2 separate regions of the Homo sapiens genome follow, and region 1 is linked to region 2. A link is a contact called in ENCODE Hi-C or POLR2A ChIA-PET data. All regions are on one chromosome and are shown on one strand. The core of a region is the stretch at or near the end of the contact, and the rest is flanking DNA. Distances in the headings are between cores, read along the strand shown. Region 1 holds the start of SPTBN1 (spectrin beta, non-erythrocytic 1). Region 2 holds the start of PSME4 (proteasome activator subunit 4).

Evidence for each region. Hi-C counts contacts between places; a loop is a spot of excess contacts on that map. ChIA-PET counts read pairs that join two places held with the same protein, here RNA polymerase II (POLR2A). Pooled maps may share reads with other maps.
Region 1: a map of gastrocnemius medialis shows a loop between it and region 2 (5-fold over the local background). The contact joins the promoter of SPTBN1 here to the promoter of PSME4 in region 2. A Hi-C loop is called at or near these places in 3 of 168 maps with a recorded cell type or tissue (chondrocyte, endothelial cell of umbilical vein and gastrocnemius medialis) and 14 of 50 pooled maps. POLR2A ChIA-PET finds 5 or more read pairs at or near these places in 3 of 52 experiments (GM12878, H1 and WTC11).

What each region holds. Positions count from the first base shown.
Region 1 is chr2:54,454,747-54,458,991 of GRCh38, reverse strand. It overlaps SPTBN1 (spectrin beta, non-erythrocytic 1), which reads right to left and starts at 2,665. Exons shown (of 36, transcript NM_003128.3): 1 at 2,474-2,665.
Region 2 is chr2:53,968,907-53,973,051 of GRCh38, reverse strand. It overlaps PSME4 (proteasome activator subunit 4), which reads left to right and starts at 2,059. Exons shown (of 47, transcript NM_014614.3): 1 at 2,059-2,509. The coding sequence starts at 2,268. It also overlaps a transcript of ACYP2 not described here. RefSeq lists enhancers at 1,541-1,590, 1,886-2,180, 2,447-3,211 and silencers at 1,791-2,180, 2,055-2,216, 2,191-2,390.

The sequences.
Region 1 (4,245 bases), core at 1,416-3,915, 490 kb before region 2:
CTCATATTTTAATGGCTATTAGAGAAACTCAAAATAACGCACATACACCACACAATGTACATGCAGTTCTATTCTGCAGAGCCACATGAAATCAAAAGCAACTAACTTGGATTCATTAGAAATATTTAAAAATACAAGCAGGCACGCCCTTGGCTTGTAAACACTGACCTTCCCTTCCAACTAGCATATTGAAATTTCCTTTTTCACCTAAACATTTTAGGAAAGCCTGGGTTGACATTTGAAATATATCCCATTTGCCATCCCACACTGAATAATGAATTATAGAGATGGCATTTAGAAGGGAAATTCCCTGTGTCCTGGCCGAGACTAAACATGAGAACACTGGGAACCATCTCCTTCTGACTAGATGCCAGTCAAGAGGCCTTGGTGGTCTGCCCTTCTCCACCCTCTCCCCAGTCACAGCTGTGAAAAATATGTATACAAAAAATACATATAAACAAACACAAACGCAGTGTTACTGTCATAATCCCATTAATTACGCCCGGACACTTAACTTGGCTACCTCAATCAATAGAAATCTGAATACCAATTTAGCCCCCATCATGACACTCATACACCTAATAATCCTTAATAAAGCATCCAAATAATGCAACTGTACTTGACTTAGAAAAAGCAAACGATGAAAACAAAATACAAGCTAAAGGAATCATTTACTATCCATTAAAAAACATATAAATTCCTTTTAAAACAACCTACTGAATTTTAATATACTTATAAATGTCTTAGTGACATAAAACCCAAAATGCATTAATCATTTCATTTAAAAATGGTTTCCTACAGAAAAAATGCATACTTGGTATTAACCAAAGACAGACGAGGTACTGTAATGTCACAGTTGTGAAGGTCCAATTAATAAACACCAACTTTTCACGTAGAAAAAATTAATGCATAGCTGGGTTGTGGTTACAGATTATGGACGATCCACAGAAAAACGCTGCGACTCCCCACACTGCAACATTGCCTCCGCACACCACTGGGCCCAGTCCTTCCTGCAGCCCCTCCCTATGGCTCAGGTCCCCTGGTCGCAGATCAGATTCCGATCCGCAACCACAGGCCGGCTCCCCTCTGCCTGCACTGGTGATGCAGGGCGCCCCTCCGGCAGAGCGCAGCCCAAGAAGAGGTGCAGGAGGGATCATCCCAAAAGAAAAGACTCTCCCCTGCTCACACCTAGCTGACCTGGTCCTCCTGACGCCACATCCAGCAGAAGCTGCAGGACAAGGTAGCAGCAGCTCCAGGCCTCGGCCAAGGGCAGCCCCGGGCCTGGGTGGGGCCGGGCGGGGGCCGCAGGCGCCGAGCGGCCGTGCCAAGCCCCGCCAGCGAGAACCAAGGAAGCTGCGATACTGCTGCATTGTGCTGCATCACGGCGAGGGCACCGTGAGCCATCCATCTTGCCAAAAAAGCACATCCCCGCCCAAATAAACCCCACCGAATTCAATTTTCTGCTCCGCCGAAGCACCCCCACACGCACCCTGTCCTCACTTACTATCTGGCCTGGCTTTCGATTGGAAAAATAATGGACAGAGGTTTGCGTTCTGATCCCCACCCCCTCCTCATCTGATGGCAGCAGTTGGCACCTTTCCTATCACAAAAACAAAGAGAAGGCGCCCCCTAAAAGAGGGCCGTGGGCGTGGTGTGGGGGGTGATGACGAGCCAGCCCACCTACCCAAAGCAGGCCCGGAGGGTCCCTGCGCTGAGACAAACCTGTTGAAGAGAGGGTGGCAGGAGCTGAAGGGCGGGCGCAGCGGCGGCTCGGCGCCCGGAGGCGGCTCACGCCCAGCCCTGGGAGAGTGGGGACGGCAGAAAGGGCGGGGGGGGGGCGGGCGCACGAGGGTAGCAAGCGCAGGGATGGGGCGGAGGTGGGGGCGCGGGGCCGCCGCCTCCGGCTCAGCTGCAGCGCGGCGCAGCCGGGACCACGCCTGGCCGCATCCCCTGCACCGCTACGCGCAGAGCCCGGCCCTGTCACCGCCGCCCCCGCTCCCCACCCGCGGGGCCACAGAGAGGGCACCTGAAAATAGACCCTCCGGCTGTCCGCTGTCCGCTCCGCACCCACCTCCGCGCCAGGGGCCTCCGCGTCAGGGGCCGCCGCGCCCGGCTGCAGGGAGGCGCCGGCGGAGGCAGGGAGGAGGAATCGCCGCGCCGCGCCGGGGCTGGGGCCGGACGGCAGCGGTGCGCACGGCGGGTCTGCTGCCGCCTCACCGCAGAGCCTGCCGCCCCTCGTCCCGCATCATCCGAGTACCAATGAGCACCCGCGACCCGGGCTCCCCGCGCCGCCCCCGCCCGGGCTTTGCAGCCTCCCTGCCCCCACGCGGCTCCCCGGGCGCAGGGCAGGCGGGCAGCGGCGTCCTCCGGCCCTGGGCCCGCGCCCCTCCTCCCGCCCGTCCGCCGCCGCGGAGCCCACCCGGGAGGCAGCCCCAGTGAGTTGGCATCTCCCTGCCTCGGGCCCCCTACCTACCTCCCGGGGATGGGGTGGGGGCGCCGGGGTCCCGTCCTCCTCCCGCTCCTCGGCGGCCGGGCGGGTGGGCCGGGAGGCGACTCCGCGGGTCTGTCCGCGGCTGGGGCCGGGGCTCACAGGACGGGACCAGTGGGCGCTGCTGCGCAGGGCTGCGCGCTCGCTCCGGGAGGAGAGGCGGCCGAGGGAGGGACTGGAGGAATCCGCAGCCTGCACGGCAACAGCGGCACTGATTCCGGGGGCTGGGCGGGAGCGCGGGGGGCGGGGGGAGGAGGAGAGGAGGGCGCTCGCAGGGAGGGGGCGAGGGGCGGGGAGAGGAGCGCGCGGGGCGGGCGCGCGCGCACACACACACAAGCGCACTCCCGGGATCCCTCCCGCACGCCCTCCGCCCTCCGCACTCCTCCCTCCCCACTCCCGCCCGCTCCCTCTGCTTCGCCCGCCCTCTCCTCCTGCCCGGAGCCCCGCAGCCGCCCAGGGAGCCGAGCCTCGGGCGCGTCCACGTCCTCTCCAGCTGAGGCTCTTCCCGGGTCCAGCCCGGACCTCATCCTCCCAGCGGCGGGGACCGACCAGGCTGGCCGGGGCGGGGTGGGCACTGCTGCTGCCGCTACCCGAGCAGGACAATAGGGGCTTTGTCTCCACAGCCGGAGAGGGCCAATTTCACGTTTAATTTGAGGCTAATTCGATTATCGCCATGGAAAGAGGCGGTCTAATTTTCTACGTGATTTGTGCAGCCTCTTTTCGCCCTTGATGTTGCGTTCGGAATGCTGGGGAGAGAGGGTATTTAGGGAGGTTTTGGAGCGTCACTTGCTTGGTTGGTTTGAGATGCAGTTGGTGATGCCTTATAGGTTCTACCCAACTTGGAGAAGGGCGACGGCGACCTCTTCGTGGGAAACCTTGGGCGCTGGAGGATGGGTGGTGGGGGTCGTTCCTTGTGAGGTTAATGTATTCTTTTGCAAATGCTTTTTCGCCCACCCTTTCGCTTTGGGTAGCTGGGAGCAGACCCTACAAGTGGTTCATCCAACTCCTGCCTCTCAGTGCAGGCTCCGCTCGAACCTGAGGCCAGGTGCCCTGCCCCAGTCACTCCCGAGAGAGGGGTCGTCCGGCCGCGGTGGAGGGCCCCGTGATGGCGTGGGGACTTGCGTTTTCCCCTATGCGCATTCCCTGAAACGGAAACTGGACGTTTCCTCAAATTTTTGTCATGTGCCACTGCCCCTTCCCAGTCACCTGGTCTACCCCGTCAGCCCCTCAGGCTGTGTAGAAATTCCAGAACCGTCACTGTTGTGAAGAAAAGATGGTGGAATCACCAGGACCACGAATGGAAACGCTCTTTAGAAAAGCAGTTTGAAGAAACTGACTTTCTCCTTGTTCTGTAAAGTGCACAGGGCGGCACTGCGGGCATTCAGAGGGAGGAGGGCCCTTCCTGTTTGAAAAAGCCCCAGGGCTTTTTCCCCATACAGACCTGATCACCTGGATTAAAATAAAACAAAAATACACGGCAGCCAAGTAGTTTGTATCATGCTTATATCTCAGATCACTAGAACCTGGCCTGATGGGTTTATATGTTTGTATGTATTTTTAAATGAATATTTTAAAATAAAACTCAGTGAAATCGTCACAGCAAACTGAAGATGATTCTTCCTTTTAGGCCTTCATAGGTTTGAATGTTTGAACCTATGTTTACTTTTGATAGGAAAAAAATTGAGGAAAGCAAATAACATTTTTTCTCAGAAGGTGAATCAACACAACCAGACCGTAAACTCTCTTAAAGGTAGGGT
Region 2 (4,145 bases), core at 810-3,309:
GTGGCCTACCTTCCTTTTCTCTGTCTGTCCTTAAATGTGGGGCTCCTCAGAGATTTGTGAAGGGCCCTATTTTTTCATACTGTATATTTCCTTCCCTCCTGTCGTCCATCTACACGCTAATCTGCATCTCAGTTTAGATCACCCTCCTGATACATATGTCAACATACCCATCCCATAGGCATTCTGCCTCCCAAGCTGTTTCTGCTGTGTTCTTTATCTCAGTGAAGGACTTCACCTATCTACCCAGCGTCGTCTTGTCTCTTTCCTTTTTAATTTTTCACTTTCAGTCAACTACTAAGCCCAAGCCATTCTGCTGAAGTAGCTCTCAATTTCAACTGACATCCAGGCCATGATTATGTCACACCTTAAAGGGTCCTCCAGTTCCCAATCTTGTCAGTTCCAACCCATTTTCCAGACGAAGCCAGAGTGACTCTTTTTTTTTTTTGAGACGGAGTCTCGCTCTGCCACCCAGGCTGGAGTGCTGTGGCACGATCTCGGCTCACTGCAAGCTCCATCTCCCGGATTCACGCCATTCTCCTGCCTCAGCCTCCCGAGTAGCTGGGACTACAGGCGCCCGCCACCATGCCCGGCTAATTTTTTTGTATTTTTAGTAGAGACGGGGTTTCACCATGTTAGCCAGGATGGTCTCCATCTCCTGACCCCGTGATCCACCCGCCTCGGCCTCCCAAAGTGCTGGGATTACAGGCGTGAGCCACCACGCGCCTGGCCCTTTTATTTTTTGAGACGGAGTTTCGCTCTTGTTGCCCAGGCTGGAGTGCCCTGGCGCGATCTTGGCTCACTGCAACCTCCGCCTTCCGGTTTCAAGCGATTCTCCTGCCTCAGCCTCCCGAGTAGCTGGGATTACAGGCGTCCGCCACCACGCCCGGCTAACTTTTTTGTATTTTTAGTAGAGACGGGGTTTCACCATGTTGGCCAGACTGGTCTCGAACTCCTGACCTCGTGATCCGCCCGCCTCGGCCTCCCAAAGTGCTGGGATTACAGGCGTGAGCCACTGCGCCCGGCCGCCAGAGTAATTCTTAAAAAATGTAAATTATATCATCCCACTGCTATGCTTAAAATCTTTTGGAAGTTTGTCTCTAGGATAAAGCTCTGAATTCCTTAGGATTGCCTTCTCAGTCTCATTTCTCCGTCCCCTCTCTTACGCTATTTTGAACTTTGAATTTTTAGAATACATGCTTGCAGCGTCAAAGCTGTTCTCTCAGCTGAAATACGTGTCCTCCTCCCTCCTTTTTCTAACCAACTTTGCACTCAACCTTCATAGCTTAAATTAAGTATCACTTCTAGGAAAATGACACCCTCTCAAACCCCCTAGTTTCAACTTCTTTGTAGAGTTCCTAAGGATTCTTGTACTTATCTAGCAATTAAGAGCATTATCTTGTAATTCACGTCTTTATCTCTGCTAGACTAAGTCCTTGGGAGGGCGGAAACCAGGTTAAACTTTCTATCTCAATAGCCTAAACTGAGCGCCTTACACACAAAACAGCTGTTCAAATAGCATTTGTTCAGCGAGTAACTATTTTCTTCTTTGGAATGATGGCGGCCAGAATACCAGAAAGATGGGGACTTAAAGGGGACAGAAAAATTAAATCTATAAGGAACAAGCGGGATGGAGTAAATAAATCTATAAGGAGCAAGTGGGTACGTAGGCTTTTCCATAAACCCCTCTAACCCAGAAGCCGGGGCTGCTCGGCTAGGGGGACCAGGCCGACCTGGCTGCCGCCTGTCGTGGCGACTGGGACTCCAGTGGGCTGCCGCTTGGAGTGCGCGACCCCCGGCGAAGCAGGACAATAGCTTGGAATTCGGCCTCGTGTTTCCGGTGAGGCAGCCTCGCGCTGGGCCGGTGAGGCCTGGGGTGGGGGCTCCGAGCCGGGCCCACGGCGAAGAAGGCGCAGCCCGTTGGGCTCCAGCTGCCGCCACCACCGCCTCCCCCGACGCCGTCGCTCCGCCCCGCCCCGCCCCGGAAGTGACTTGAGGCCGGTCCGGAACCTCTGGGCCCGGCGGCTGCAGCGTCACCAGCAGAGCCGGTGCGGGGCGGGCAGAGCGGCCGCTGCCGCCGCCAACGAACTGAGAGCCGCGTGGGGCCCAGCAGCACGCCGGCCAGGGAAGGGGGCCTAGCGATCGGTCCGAGGGCGACGGGCCGCCAGCGGCCGCAGGGCGACGAAGACGCGGAGGAGGCGGAGCCCGGAGAGGGGTGGGGGCCGGGGAGGGTTCGGGTGGGAGGGGGTGGGGGGGGTGTCCCTGGGCTCATGGAGCCGGCCGAGCGGGCGGGAGTCGGAGAGCCCCCGGAGCCGGGCGGGCGTCCCGAGCCGGGCCCGCGGGGCTTCGTCCCGCAGAAGGAGATCGTCTACAACAAGCTGCTGCCCTACGCGGAGCGGCTAGACGCCGAGTCCGACTTGCAGCTGGCCCAGATCAAATGCAACCTGGGCCGGGCCGTGCAGCTCCAAGAGCTGTGGCCCGGGGGCCTCTTCTGGACCAGGAAACTCTCCACGTAAGTGTGCCCGGGCCTGCGGGCCGGGCCGGGGGGAAAGGCTCAGTGAGAGGTGTCGGGGATGGTTGCTCTTTGTCCAGAGGGCTGGACCCTTAGCTCTGTCCTCGCTGGAGCTGTCCCCGAGCGGTGATCCCAGGGTCGTGACAGAGCCTGTGAAGTACTCAAGCCGTCCTCCCTGCCACTTTCCTACGGGACTTCCCGGGTCTTTACCATCCCTCTACGTCCTCCGCATCTGCTTCTCCCGAAGTGTTCGGGTTGTTGTCTTCCCACCTGGGGGGCCCTGGGTAGCCCAAGGGCCCCGGCCCCGAGGGAGAGAGGTGAGCCTTTCTCAAGGGTCCTCCGTGGACTTTTGCGCATGGGAGAGGCGGGGCAAAGAGAATTTGTCTTTGGGGGAGTTCCTTGACTTGTCTCCTTGCTTCCTCCGGTTCTTCCTTCCCCTACGATCCCCGCCTCTTCGCATCTCCGTTGGCGTCTAGTAACTTTCTGAATGGAGAGAAGACCATAGGGAAACTTAAGGGTTTTGCTTTTTGGGGGCCCTCTCAGACCTGGCGGAGTTGATCGAAAAGGGTCGTTTAAAGTCAGACCTCATTCTTGAGCTTAACGTCTTATGTGGACAGTGTTGTTTTGGATTGTGTGTTGCTCCTGTTGTGACATTTCTTTTGGAGAGACATTTAAGATACTGAGGAAAGTAGGGAAGAGCACTGTCAGGATGTCCAGGGCGATATTAGTATCAGGCTTGTGTTAATTTTTTGAGTTACTCAGATTAAGAGATTACCTAAATCAGTTTCAGGAGTTCTGTTTGTAAACTAGCTTCAAACTATAGTGTCACTGAAATTAGGAAAAAAAAAAAAAAAACGAGTGAAAATACAGTGGGGGAAAAAAGGTTACATTTACTTGCTGGATGGGCATCTTTACTGTGTCCGAAGAGCTTTTTAAGAAAGAATTTTGCTGTATCTTGTTTGGTTAACTGTACATAAAATCTAGTAACATGGTATGTTCACGCATGTGGGTATGGACGGGTGAACACACAAGACATAACTCACTCATTCAGTGTTTACCCAAAGCTGCTGATTGAACTGAGTGATGACTCAGGGTTTTGTAATAGTTTTGTGTATATTCACTGGATGATTCTCATCTGCCAATTATTAAGGGGCCTCTGACAAATTTCTCATTTCCACTTGAGGGGTGGGTGGGACCTTTTTAATTAAAAAGAAGCAAAACTAAAACATGTAATTTGCCCTCTTCAGAGAGTGATCATAAAATGTCAAGGTTAACAGCTCTCCCCTTGACTAGAGTATAATGAAGTTTTTCGTGTTAGGATCCTTAGGAGAATGGAGGTGAGGGGCGGCAGAAGCAGGAATGCAACAGGGAGAACCACGTTTAGTCAAAAAAGAATATTTTATAAATAGTTAAAATCCAAATGCTTTTTCAAGTGAGACTCCTAGGTTTTTGTGTTGCTCAGGCACAGTAAAAATAGTCACTTTGTTACAGTAATTCCCCATTTTAATCACTTGGATTAGACTTGCCAGAGAATACCTACCATTTTTGGGGACGCAAACAGCTTTTTTTAGTGTACATTATATAAATATGCCATGGTGTGAAGGCATATCTGCTTTGGATTTATAAACCTAGAATC